2 separate regions of the Homo sapiens genome follow, and region 2 is linked to region 1. A link is a contact called in ENCODE Hi-C data. All regions are on one chromosome and are shown on one strand. The core of a region is the stretch at or near the end of the contact, and the rest is flanking DNA. Distances in the headings are between cores, read along the strand shown. Region 1 holds the start of BZW1 (basic leucine zipper and W2 domains 1). Region 2 holds the start of IDH1-AS1 (IDH1 antisense RNA 1).

Evidence for each region. A loop is a pair of places that touch in the nucleus more often than their neighbours do. Pooled maps may share reads with other maps.
Region 2: a pooled map shows a loop between it and region 1 (8-fold over the local background). The contact joins the promoter of IDH1-AS1 here to the promoter of BZW1 in region 1. A Hi-C loop is called at or near these places in 5 of 50 pooled maps.

Annotation. Positions count from the first base shown.
Region 1 is chr2:200,808,961-200,815,841 of GRCh38, forward strand. It overlaps BZW1 (basic leucine zipper and W2 domains 1), which reads left to right and starts at 2,950. Exons shown (of 12, transcript NM_001207067.2): 1 at 2,950-3,030; 2 at 4,248-4,321; 3 at 6,381-6,557; 4 at 6,707-6,801. The coding sequence starts at 4,258. It overlaps BZW1-AS1 (BZW1 antisense RNA 1), which reads right to left and starts at 3,210. Exons shown (of 4, transcript NR_110275.1): 1 at 2,825-3,210. RefSeq lists enhancers at 2,164-2,423, 3,272-3,787, 3,788-4,303 and silencers at 2,474-2,623, 3,154-3,523.
Region 2 is chr2:208,250,345-208,256,881 of GRCh38, forward strand. IDH1-AS1 (IDH1 antisense RNA 1) reads left to right here and starts at 4,889. Exons shown (of 2, transcript NR_046452.1): 1 at 4,889-5,087; 2 at 5,559-5,850. IDH1 (isocitrate dehydrogenase (NADP(+)) 1) reads right to left here and starts at 4,727. Exons shown (of 10, transcript NM_005896.4): 1 at 4,595-4,727; 2 at 3,542-3,615; 3 at 1,086-1,223. The coding sequence starts at 1,207. RefSeq lists a silencer at 3,872-3,981 and an enhancer at 4,435-4,961.

The DNA of each region.
Region 1 (6,881 bases), core at 1,700-4,199:
TCACACCTATAATCTCAGCACTTTGGGAGGCTGAGGCGGGAGGCTCACCTAAGGCCAGGAGTTTGAGACCAGCCTGGGCCACAAAGCAAAACCCCATCATCACCAAAAAAAAAAAAAAAAAATTAGCAGACTCAGTGGCTCATGCCTGTAGCCCAATTACAAAGAAGGAATGTGTTCACATCCATGACTAAGAAAGGCTTATGGGAAAAAAGCAGTAGTTGAGATAAGGCTTGAAACAATAGTGGGATTTTGACAGTGGAAAATGAGGGAAGGACATCTCAAGAAAGGTCAAGACAAGATGTGTCCTGTCTGACCAAAGCATAGAGTTCAATTGTTTGGAACCTTTTCCTACCATAATACAATTCACAAACAACGTTTCCCCTGCTAGCTGCACGGTGCCTATTCCCATGGGTGCACCCAAAAGCAGAGAAAAGATAAGTGGCAAGGTGTGGTCTGTAATCCCAACACTTCAGGAGGCCAAGGTGGGAGGATTATTTGAGGCCAGGAGTTCAGGAAAACCTTTAATCCACTTTACATTTTAAAGAAAATAATCTGCTTACTTTAATATCATTTTTAGTCAAAAATCATTTGCTACATACCCCACAATGATGGTAATAACAGGTTAAGAACCACAAATGTGATGGGAAGTAAAGGTGAAAAACATTGGTCAGAGCTATCCCTGAGTATAAACAGAGGCATTTAAACAGTGAAGAGAAATGATTCAGCTTGCAGTTGAGAAGATTGCTCTGGAAATGTTGAGAAAGGGGATAGTACAGTTAGGAAGTTATTGCAAAAGTCCCATTTAGTTAGGGGTAATAGATGCCTAAATCAAGATGGTACTGGGGAAAGATGATACAATTTTAAAACGTGGCAAAAATAGAAGATAAGCTTTGTGAGGCCATAGGCGTAACATGTCACTATCTCTACTGGTCTCTAGCTGAATAAATATTTGTTGAATGAATAAATAAGATCTTGGTGGTAAGGCGGTGCATTATAATGGTGAAGCCAGACTGCTTGGGTTCAACTGGACCTCTTCCACTTACTAGCGCTATGATCTTAGACAAGTTACCTGACCTCGATGCCTCGGCTTTTCCATCTGTAAAATGGGACTAATAATAGTGTCTAGATTACAGGGTAGTTTTCAGGATGAAATGGGGTTACTACATAAAGTGCATAGAAGAGGGCCTGATACATATAGGGACATATTAGTTATCATTTTTATTTGTGAAACGTTGTCCTTTAACAGAACTTCAGATGTGAAAAATACAGTTCTGGGGGAAGAGCAATTGACAGCACTGACAGTGTTAAATTAGCCATGAAGTGAAGATGCCAGATAGTGTGGACTGGGGCCTTGGGAGAAAGGAAGGGGCTAGACACTTAGAGATCAGACTCCAGCCACTTCCCTCTGCTCCCCACAGCCCTCCCAATCACACTAGCTTCTTGCAGTTCCTCCAACAGATGCAGTTTGTTTCCTGCCTCCTTCCCACTGCTGTTGCCTCAACTTGGAAGGGCATAGAGCCTGGATTTAACAAATATTTGCTTAATGATTCAGTAGATGATCTTGGAACTCTTTTAAGTGGAGTAAATGTTAAATCCTTGAGAATGTATGAGACTGCCATAGAAGAAAGTATCCAGAAAGAAAAGGTATCAGTACAGAAAAGAAGAGTCAGAAAATACCGTGCAAAGGCACATTCAGAACGTAACCAGGATAGCTGGAGCCAGGATTCAAGGAGAGAGGTAGGTAACATTCAATGCTCAGAGGAGGCAAACAGGGTGAAGAATAAAACACTGGGTTTGGCAATAATTTCAGGAACGAACGCTGAGAAAGTCATTTTTCCATGAAGTTGCGGGGGGGTGGGGTAGAGGTCAGATAGTTAATTAGGGAAAAGAAGTCAACAAACTATTTTATCAAAAGGTTTAGGGAAGAGAAGCCACTCTCCTCCTACCAGAGAGTGAGGAAGCAACTGGAGAGAAGTAAACTACTGTACAGTGAATAAAAACATGGGGCTACATCCTAGAGGCGCTGTGCATCTTTATCTGCACAGAGTTTTGTCACGTCCACAGTGCTTTTCACACGCACTATCTAATCTGATCGTACCCCAGCTCCCTGATGATATAGCCTCTAACTGAGGGGTTCTCAAGGTGCGGACCAGCAGCAGCATCACAGATAACTTGTTGGAAATGCACATTCATGGGTTCCACACCAGGCCTACAGAATGAGAAACTACGGGTGGGGCCCAGCAGTCTGTTATAACAAGTCCTCCAAGGGATTCTGATGCTCTCCAAGTCCCCATAGCCACCACACTCGGGAGACAACCGCTGCAGCGCGCAGGGACCGCGGTTGGAGGACAGAATTTCCCCTTCTCAATCTTCGGCCTGTGTCCTCTTCGCTCTTAAGGGAGGTAGTGAACAATGAGACAGCCCCTCAGAGAAAAGTCGCCAGGCAGGGGACTCAGCTGGAGCGAACTCCGCCCATCCCGGCCAGGGCGGAGGCGAGGTGCGGATTCCTTCCCCAAACCACGCCCCCATGCCCGCCCCCAGCCTCCGCCCCCGCACGACCCGAGGGCCCCCCGCCCTCGGGCTTCGACTTCCGGTGCTGGAGGAGGGGGCCGGCGGCGAGGGACTCCAGGAGGACGCGTCCAACTTCGAGACCGGCGGGGGCCGGCTCCGCTCTTCCAACCCCTCCATGTGTGAAGAGGGCGGACGACGCAGCGGGGGAAGAAAAATAAGCTAGTCTAGGACAAGTGTCCAGGCGACGTGGAACCCAGTAAGGGAATAAAGAAGACTGGAAACGTCTCTCCCCTCCCCTATCCCAGTCCCTCACCCTAATCCGCGCGCAATAGAAAAGGCGGAAGCGCCTGTCCACGATCAGGGCGGGGCAAGGGGAAGAAATCTCGCGATAGGAGAGCGGTCCGGGCGGGGGTGGCACCTCTCCCTCCTCCTGGCGTTAGTTCCGGTCGCAGAGGAGACACCGCCGCAGTTGCCGGTACATCGGGGATTTCTGGCTCTTTCCTCTTCGCCTTAAATTCGGTGAGACGCGGCGCCCCGCTCACCCCGGGCGGACGCTGCGGGTCGTGGACGCCGGGCAGAGGGAGAGGGAGGCGGCGGGCTGGATGCGGCCCGGCTTGGATGGGCCCGAACGGAGGTCGCCTCTTGAGGCCGGGCCGGATCTAGGGCCTGAAAGGCCGCCGCTTCGGCAGGGAGGCCGAGGGGTAGCGGCGGCCCGGGTGGGGAGGTGGGGTCCGGGTGTGCGCCGCGGCGCTGGCTGCGAAGGCAGTGGCCGAGGCGGGCTCCCTCTGGGCCGTGCCCGGCCTGGCTAACAAAGCCGCCGCGGCCTCTGTTGTGTGATGTACGCGTGGGGGCTTCCGGCGGGCGGGGCGGAGGGGCTGCCACCCACCACCGCTGCGGCCGCCGCCTCCGCCGCTGCTTTCGCTGGAGGGCGGGCGGATGTACGGGGCGCCTGGGGCCCCGGCGCAAAGCGCCTCAGTGACTGTGGTCCGCTCGTTGCGGCGGCCGCCACCGCAGGCGACAGGGTCAGTGGAGAAAGAGCCGCGGGACCCTACGGCGCCCCGCTGTGGCCGATGGGGTCCTGGGCGGGAAGCGGGTGATCTGTGGCTCGGGCGGGAGGCATGGGAAGGGTGTGGATTGGGAGACACGTTACCGGGGAGGAGGCTAGGACTGTGGGATATGGGCGAAGGAGGCTGGGCTGGCTGTTAGTTTTGCAGGCCTGAGTGGTGCAAGGCGGCCGCTGTTGCGGTCACAGGCATGACCTAGGGTAGGATGGTGCTGCCCGTAACCAGGCTTGTCAGAAGAAGGGGTTCACCTTTTGACAGTGTTTTAGAATTGGCATACACATTTTGGATGCCTGCTGACTATGGTGATAATCTCTCTTTGCGTTCTGCGATGCTTAGTGGTCGTGGAAGATGTAAGTGAATGTAAAGAGGAATGTGGAGAAAACTGAACAATTAGGTTTATGACGGGTGATCACTGTAGCACTACAATGTCGCTTAAAAGTAGTTCACAGCACTAATTTGAAGGGTTTCTTGTAGAGAGAAATGCACATTTTGACGTACATTTGATTCAAGTGCAGGTAATTCTTTGTGCCTGTATCGGGTATAATTGCCAGCTTTATATCCTGAGAGTGGGTGTTCCATTTGATTCATATGTGACTAGACTAAGGTTTGATGTTTTGCTTTAAAAATTAGTATTATGGCACTGATATTAAGGCTTTATTTCTCCTTTCCTAGGGTGTCTTTTATGAATAATCAAAAGCAGCAAAAGCCAACGCTATCAGGCCAGCGTTTTAAAACTAGAAAAAGAGGTAAATATTTACGTTTTAATGTCTCTCTTCAAACCTCCAGAACATCTTGTGTATCTTGCCTTCTCTGACAGGTACTTGCATATTACTAAAGCCTCAAAAGAAGATACCAGAAAGAAACTTGAATTTCTCGTTGACTGCCATTTCACATACACCTTTAATATTTCTACTGCTTTACTGCTCAAGCCTTAATTTTTAGTATCAATATATCTCTAAGCCGGTTAGTGAATCTTCTTTTCGGTGTGAAGGTAAAATATTTTTAAAAATAAAAATAAGGGCTCTGTTTTCACTAGCAGGCAGTCTCATTTAAGCAAACTTAAATGAGCAAAAATGTTAATTTATAAAAGGAGAACTCCTAATGTAGTCACCCAGATTTTGTGAAGATTTGTGAGAGAAAACTCAGACTTCACCCATGGAAGTTAATTGTGGAACAGGATTCACATTGTAATGTCTTTTGAAATACAGACTTAGTAGAAAAAGTATTAGAATTATATTACTATTTTTTTTTTGCATTAGTGTGTACTTAGGTGAGTATTGAATTCTGTAGCAAAGTGCTGTGCTAGTGATATAAAGCTAAATAAGACGTAGTCTCAGATATATTTTTACTGTTTTTGGTCAAAAGCATATTAACCTTGTTTTACAGGTGGTTTTGAGGAAATGAAGAACTAGGTCAGCTACTGGTTATAAGTTGTGTTTTTCTTTTTCTTCCTTAAGTAGCAGACATTTTGAGATATATATTGTAGAATTTTAAAATCACTAATCATAGGCTGTCTGTCCCCTTGTAGTAGTGGTGGGGAGACCAAAGTGTGATTTGATTCTAATCTTTGCAGATTCATTTAGATTTAGCTGGTAAATTTTCTTAAGGAGCTGGAGTTGTAAACTAGAACAGTTTGGCAGTAAAATGGGAAAGTGTATCTCTTGAATATGTGGGTTACTGATGTTACCTTGATACAAATAATAGCAAGTAGCTTTAGCATTCTTATTATTAGCATCAGGGAGAGATGTAACTTCCCCGGTTCCAGATAGAGATGATTCGTGGCCTGGCTGTTGATGGTTAGGGTACTGGGTAGGGTATACAACACTCCCTGTCTGGGACTGAGGGAGTTTCCAGACACAAGACTTTCAGTGCTAAAACCAGGAAAGTGCTGGGCACTCAGAGGTGTTTGTCACCCTAGTACTGTGTGAACAGATGTCATCTAGCCTAGATTGGGAAAGCAAAACCCTATTATGAAGTGTGTGAAAGCAACTCAGTAAAGGTCAGGTATGTGCACAAGGCTGTGGTCTGGGAGCTTTCTATTTTATTAATGTCATTTGGTATTTACAACAACTTTATGGGATAGGTACTATTCTTATCCCCATTTTACAGTAGGGGAATTCTGGCATGGCGAGTGAGACTATTTGCTTGAATTCAGGTGGTTAAATGGTGGTCAGGATTTGAATCAGGCAGTTTAACTCCAGAGCCCATGTACTGAACTACTACACAATATAGTCTCTTGATTACCTAATTTCTCTGACTCTCAGTTTTCCTTCTGAATAATAGGGGGAAAAATCTGCCTCACAAGGTTGTTAACAGGATTAAAGCAAATGCTTAATATAGTTTCTGTCATTGGGTGCTCATTAAATGTACTTTCTAAAGCTCACCTTCATAAATGCCAAAGGATTGGTTCAATTTTTTTGTTTGTTTAATATTATGGACATTTAAGGAAAAGGATCAAGAGCTCCAGTGTCTGGACAAAACCCAAAGGAATAAAATGTACCTGTTAGAGGATGGCCTAAATTTTGGAAAAGCCAAGAGGCAGTAGGAGGGCGTTCCCAGTAGAAATTGGCTTATGGCAGTAGGAACACAAGACACTAGCACATTTAGATCACTTGTGAAATTATTTGAAAAGTTGCACAATTCTTGTGAGTGGGCCATCTTGTCTTACACTTGCAGAGGGGAAACATGCAAAGGATGTGAATTTAATCTAACTTATTTAACAATTGCATCTTCATAAGGTGATAGTTTTGTGGCATTTTGGTAAATCTTTTAAAACTAAATGTTTTGGGTCCCTTGTCCCCCCAGATGAAAAAGAGAGGTTTGACCCTACTCAGTTTCAAGACTGTATTATTCAAGGCTTAACTGAAACCGGTACTGATTTGGAAGCAGTAGCTAAGTTTCTTGATGCTTCTGGAGCAAAACTTGATTACCGTCGATATGCAGAAACACTCTTTGACATTCTGGTGGCTGGTGGAATGCTGGGTAAGTGTCTGTGGTTTGTGGGCTTAATAATTTAGAAAGGTATAATATATGGAGATTATGGAGAGTCTAGAATATGAACTATTTGGCAAACTTGTTAAAATGGAGTGATTTTTTTGGTTTTGTTGTATTTTGGTTTTATCCAACTTTAGCCCCAGGTGGTACACTGGCAGATGACATGATGCGTACAGATGTCTGCGTGTTTGCAGCCCAAGAAGATCTAGAGACCATGCAAGCATTTGCTCAGGTAAATGAAACTTTACATAATTGTTTTCAGTTGGCTACTATCCATGTGGTATATTTGAGGAATATTCTACTTTTAAGAGT
Region 2 (6,537 bases), core at 3,639-6,138, 7.4 Mb after region 1:
CTTATGTTTGGTTGACTTCTGCAAGTATTTATATCTTATCATGATTTCAATATAGACATCAGCAGCTTAGGTTTAGAACAATTAAAAAGTATGTTTAATGACATTATGTGAATTAAATGTCTCCACTCAAACAGGTCCTTAGGACAAATTTTGATGACTAATTCTGGGCTGAGGCAAACACACTTAGAGTTGCCAATAGTTTGGCTGAAACGTGTTGCTCAATATTTTTCTATGCCAGTCTTCAGCCACTTTACCCTTTTAAAAATTCTATCTCTACCTAAAGGTACAAAGAACAGAAGCAAGTTTATGAAAAACACAGCGAAAAAAATGAGAGAATTACATAGACTTTTGCATCTGTCCCCAGGCACTTTACACACAGGGCAAAGGGACACAGGATTTAAGGGAATTTTGCTGGAAAGGAGGGGTTCAACTAAGAAACATCATGAATTCTTTCTGCACTACAATTGTATGAAAAGGGCAAAAGGTGAGGCATGAAAAGGAAACAGGTCCATTGACTAAGTAAAGTGATAGAAAATTGAGTTTGAAATGACAAAATTGTGTTAACTGCATTTAGTTTACTGTTTCTTACATCCTCTCTTATTTCCCTTTTCTCAATACATTGTACTATTCTTAGCCACTGTTTTATTACAAATAAAACCTTCACAGGAAACAGAAGGTTAGAAGAATCTGAAAATCATTCTTTCCCTTATAATTCTTGACTTTTAGATGATAAATCCAGTTTTTCTAGCAGTATGTTAAAATTAGAAGATTCATCTGAATATATTTAGGCTTAAAACAAACTTTATTCACAAAACACAGCTATATCTATATAAAAAAAGCTAACTTCACCTCAAAATAATTCAGATTATATTCTTTTTTTTTTTCCTGTTTCTCCTTCCCTTTTTTTTCCTTTTTTTTTTAAAGTGATGGGGTCTCACTCTGTTGCCCAGGCTGGACTTGAATTCCTGGTCTTGAGGGATCCTCCTGCCTCTGCCTCCTAAGTAGCTGGGACTTCACGTGTGCACCACCATGCCCAGCCAGATTATCCTTTCTGAGTTTGCTACACGGAGGGGTAACTCATTTACCTATGTAGATCCAATTCCACGTAGGGAAAAATGAGTTTCTCTTTAATCAATTCCCAAATGATTCGTGTCATTTCATCTCCTTGCATCTCTACCACAGAACCGCCACTGATTTTTTTGGACATTTTGACTTCAATAAACCTAAAAAGAAAAAAAAAATACATGCCTTGTCATTTATTTCATTATAAAGTGAAATATATAAACAACGTAGTGTTTATATAAACAACGTAGTGACTACTAAAAGAACAATTCATGCAATTCAATTTATGTGTAGTTGAATAAAAAGCTAGTAACAGCAATTCTATTTACCATTAGAATTGAGTATCTTCTCTGAACAAAGTATTGTGTTATGTTTCACACGCGGTTTCTGAGCTAGCCCTCATAACAATCCAAAAAAATGGCCATCATTTCCCCATTTTACTTTGTTAAAAAAAAAAGAGCTTTCCCAAGGCCACCTAGCTAGAGCGTGGCAGAGCCTGACCCTATAACGTGCCCTTCATAATGCAATCATTATTCTCAACTACTGGTTTGTCTTAAGAAATGAGATTATTTCCACAATCTCATGTTTATTGAACACTTCAGTCCAACTCATCATTTTACTGGGCTCTCAAGATGTCCAGAATGGTGAGTGCTAGCATTTCTCCTCCTTTAAGAGGCTGTTTTTGTTATTTAATAAAAATAACTAGCCATGAGGAGATTCAGCTGGTTCCTGTGACCCATATTCAGGGAAACTTTAAGTCTAAAAGCGAGACGAAGAATTCCTGGTGGAACTGTTTTCCTAGAGATAACACAGACATTGGAGATGTGGGGCTAAATACAACAAAGTGATTTCTCAATTAGAAGAATCTCTATACAGTAGGGCCACTGCCCAGGACCCAAGCATGTCCCTGTCATCTTCTTCTGGCTGTTCACAGGCAAGGGTAAGCTGCTAGTGAGTGGGATAGGACAAACTGTGCATTGTCCTAGGAAGACAGCACTTTAAGGATAGGGTGTGGGGGTAGCATATACAAATCAATCTGATTCTCAGAAAGTGCAAGGTTGGACGCTTTGGAAGAAATGAAACTGTCCCAGCTTGTCCCTAGAGGCAGAAGAAGCTCTGAGCCTGCTAAAAGTTATCTATTCCTTCTAATGATGCTCTAATCGAAACTCTTTTTTAATCCAACAACACAGCTGCAAATTGCTTTTATTCTCTTAAGGACTAAAAAAGTCAAGAGAATTGACTTTAAAGAATTATTAGATAAGAAGCCTAAAATAGTCTTTCTTGAAAAATTGAGCTAAAGTAATTTGGTCTTTAAATAAAAATGTAATGATTAGTAGACAGTAAGCGTCTGTTTCTTGACAAGCCTGGATGTATTTCCAATCCCCAGGCCCATTTTCACTTCCCAAATTCGCAATTCTAGAATTCTTCTTACTAGTGTTTAGGAGATTCCTTTGGGGGAACCTTCTGGAACTGAACTAGACTAAAAGAAATGAACAGAATGGTGTGGATGAGTCAATTACTTCCCATTTGTAATGTCAAGTATAATTTGTAGTACAGCTGAAAGCATATGATTCAGTTCATGTTTGATTCCACTGTCACACCTATCCTTGTTTTAAAACAAAGCAAAAAAGGAGGCAGTGAACTTATCTGGTTCCTGATAATACACTTCCATGGCCATGTCCCTATATAGTATGATGCAACAGTCATGACATGGCAATTTATTCTTGATGGCAAATACAGTTAATAGAGGTCAAATATTGTACCTAAAATGTGAAGACTGATATCTTTTTAGTTCACTATTTCCTTCTCAGTTAAAGCAACTGTACTCTCTGCAGTAATCTTTCTTTATCTCATAATGCATACTTCAGACGCTTCAGGTTTTCCTCACATTACTTAGCCATGAAATTTTTACCATCTTTTAACTAAAACAGTGAAGCTTTATTGTTACTACCATGTGGAACATAATTGTATTTCTTCTGGATCTGATTTCCATGGGATGGGCTTGAGGCCCCACTGGACTGACTTCTCCACCTTTGTTGCCCCTCAGATTTTGTCTCCAACCCAATCCCAACTTCAGAAGGAAGGGCTGTTCCAAGACCAGCAGGCACCAGCTCATATGAAGTAGCTGAATCCTATCTCCTAACATAATTGTGCAATTCCAGAAAATAAACCTGGAATAACAATACAGAGTAGTTTAATGAAAAAAAAGAGCCATTTAATATTATTTTCATCAACCTCAAGTTTTTGGCCAGATTGTTTTTTGCCGAGTTCATGAACTACAATAATTTCTGGGCAAAAAGGATCTCTTGCAGATAAGACACTGTATTAAAAGAAACAAGGAAGCTGTTGGAATTCGTTGTTGGAAATATTCCTCACTCATTCCCTTGCAGTGCCTCGGCCTGCCCCCAAGACCAGTTAAACACTGTACTGCCACATCAAAGAAAGTACAGAAGAAGGGGGAAAATTTGCTAATTCTCACCTTGACAGTGAATAGATTTCTTATCACCCCAGTTCCTCCCAGTCTTGCAGACTCAACTGAATGTAGTTTATCGCCTAAAACAAAACAAGGAATAAAAGTGTTAACATACAGAACACTCACAGGAGAATTTAGCTGTTTTTAGTACCTGCCAGACAGCCCAGTTTATCCGGTTTAAAGTACAGTGCTGAGTGTACTCGGTGGGACAAAGGCCAATTTTAGGCCCGCAGGCACTTTCCAAATAAAGGTCATGGGAGCACAATTTATCTCTGCGTGTGCGAGGGCGTGCCCCCGCTTCGCCGCCCGTTAGCAGGTCTTGGGGTTTGCATGTCCTTGCTCTTGGCCTGCACCCGTCCTTATGGCCGTTGTGCAAGAGGGCTGCAATCAAGGCTGGATCGGTACCTCCTTCCAGGTCTCCACGCCCGCCCCTCCCCTCCCCTCCCCTCGCTGGTGCTGGGACCTTTTAAACTCCAGGCACCCGGAACTGGCGGGGGTGTTTCCCCCAGCCCCCTCTCGCCCCGTGTGGCCTAGCGACCCCTCTGAAGGCCGCTGGAGCTCCGCCCCTCCACGCCCCCTGGCGGACGCGAGGGATCGGCTTCAAGGCTATTCCTCGCCGCCTGAGTTGCCTGCAGACGCCCGTCTGCGGCTTACAGCCTTCTTTGCATCCAGCCCCCAGCTGCTGCACGTTTTCTTCCTCCTACACTCCAGGCTTAGTCTTCTACATGCATTCTTGCAACTTCCACCCCTCGATTTTCCAACCCAAGTGCAGACCTGATTTTCCCCTTGTCGTTGCATCCAACTTCCTCACCGCCCAGTTTCTCCCTCCCAGGCCCAAAAGCAGACCTTCTGCATATCCAAGCATCCAGCATCCCCTCCTTCCCTTTTCTTTTCCCATTCTCAATACCTGGATTTGTTCCCTTCTTTGCACGCAGGCCTTGACTCCCTCCACACCCAAGATCTGCGCTTTTTTCCTTTACCCCATTCCTGCCTTCTGCGGAATTAGAGCCACCCCTCCACAGCCAGGGACCGGGGCCGCCCCTTGGAGCCTGAGGTTACCTGCCGGGATGATATGCTGGCGAAGAGTTGGGGCGCCACAGCCGCTCACAAGCTCAGACTCACAACCACAGCCTGGCAATCCCAAACCGGACTCCCAGTGCCTCCGCTTCTGAAGTAGACTCTGCAGAAACCCGGGACCACAGGGTAGGTCCGAGCTTTTCCTCTTCCCGGCTTTGTCCCCTCCCAGGCCCCGCCTCCTCAGCCCACCTCCCCCAGCCCCGCCCCCGACACGCCTCCAATCGCCACACGCCAATTCCCGTGGGATGGGCGGAGTCAGCGAGAGGGGCGTGGCCACAGTCAAAGATGGAGAATCCATGGTGCCACTTTCCCGGTGATCCCGGTGGGGGAAGGGGTTGCCGCCCGGCAGAGATTCAGTCCCGAATCCCGACAGCGAAGAGACTTGTATGCCACCTGCAGGCCGGGGAGCGGGGCGCGCTGGGGCTGCACCACCCCGAACTTTGTAACAATCTAGAGCACCACAGAGTGTTTCCAGGTCGGCACAAAAGCGAACGGGACAGGGCGCCCTGGGCGGCGGCAGCTTGGCCGGCCCGCTGCCTAGCGCGCCCCCGAGGGGCGGTAATGGAACGTACCTTTGGCTGAAGAAAGAGTGCTCCCGGCCAGCGCGGGGTCGCCTAGGGGGTTCCGCGCTGCCTAATGCAAAGGATGGAAAAGTTACAGAAGCAGGTCCTGACACCACCTATGTCTAGGTCTTTAGAAACTCCATTGATTGTTTGCATTAGAAGATAATGAATGGGATTCTTATTATTTTCTTTTTTAAGACAGGGCCTTGCTCTGTTGCCCTGGCTGGAGTGCAGTGGAGCGATCACCGCTCACTGCAGCCTTGACTTCCTGGGCTCAAGAGATCCTCCCACCTCAGCCTTCCGAGTAGCTGGGATTACAGGTGCACACAATCACACTCAACTAATTTTTCTTTCTTTCTTTTCTTTTCTTTTTCCTTTGGTAGAGATGGGTTTCAGCAGCCCAGGCTGGTCTCGAACTCCTGGACTCAAGTGATTGGCCCTCCTCGGCCTCCCAAAGTCCTGGGATTACAAGCGTGAGCCACCATGCTCAGTTGGCGGGGGATTATCTGTGATCCAATGAAGTTGGACTAGAGATGTGAAGCCTTAGAAAACGGTGGATTGAAAAAAGAATTTTAGTCTCCTCCAGAGATTATATTTTGTGTGTTCATTGCTCTCAAAAACATGAAAATAAAGAGTATTTTATATTGTGATTTGTAGGACAATAGCATGCTTGTATATTGCTGCCCAGAATTTAATGCTCCAATATTTATTTATTTATTTATTTATTTATGAGACAGAGTCTTGCCCTGACAGGCTGGTGCAGTCTCGGCTCACTGCAACTTCCGCCTCCTGGGTTCAAGTGATTCTCCTCTTTCAGCTTCCCAAGTAACTGGGACTACAGGTGTGCCACCATGCTAAGCTAATTTTTGTATTTAGTAGAGACGGTGTTGCACCATGTTGGCCAGGTTGGTCTCGAACTCCTGACCTCAAGTGATCCGCCTGCCTCGGCCTCCCAAAGTGCTGGAATTACAGGCGTGAGCCACCGTGCCCAGCCTCCAAAATTTATTTTAAAAAATTATCTCTAACATTGAATTAGTACATTATTCTTTGAAGATAAACTGATCTACGTGGTACTACTCAAGGTGCACTTTGGACACCAGAGGGCACTGGTATTTTTCCCGAGAGAAAAGAAAAAAGCATACACCTTGTCAACTTGGTTTTTGAGGTGGCTTAAGGGATATTGGCAGCCACCTCCATTTATTCCTGTAGAACTGTTTAGAGAGGTATATGAGCTTTTTGAAGGGGGTCTGACCCTCCACACCTGTGGGTATTTCTCATCAGGTGGAGCCGAGAGACTGAGAAAAGAAATAAGACACAGAGACAAAGTATATAGAAAGAACAGTGGGCCCAGGAGACTGGCGC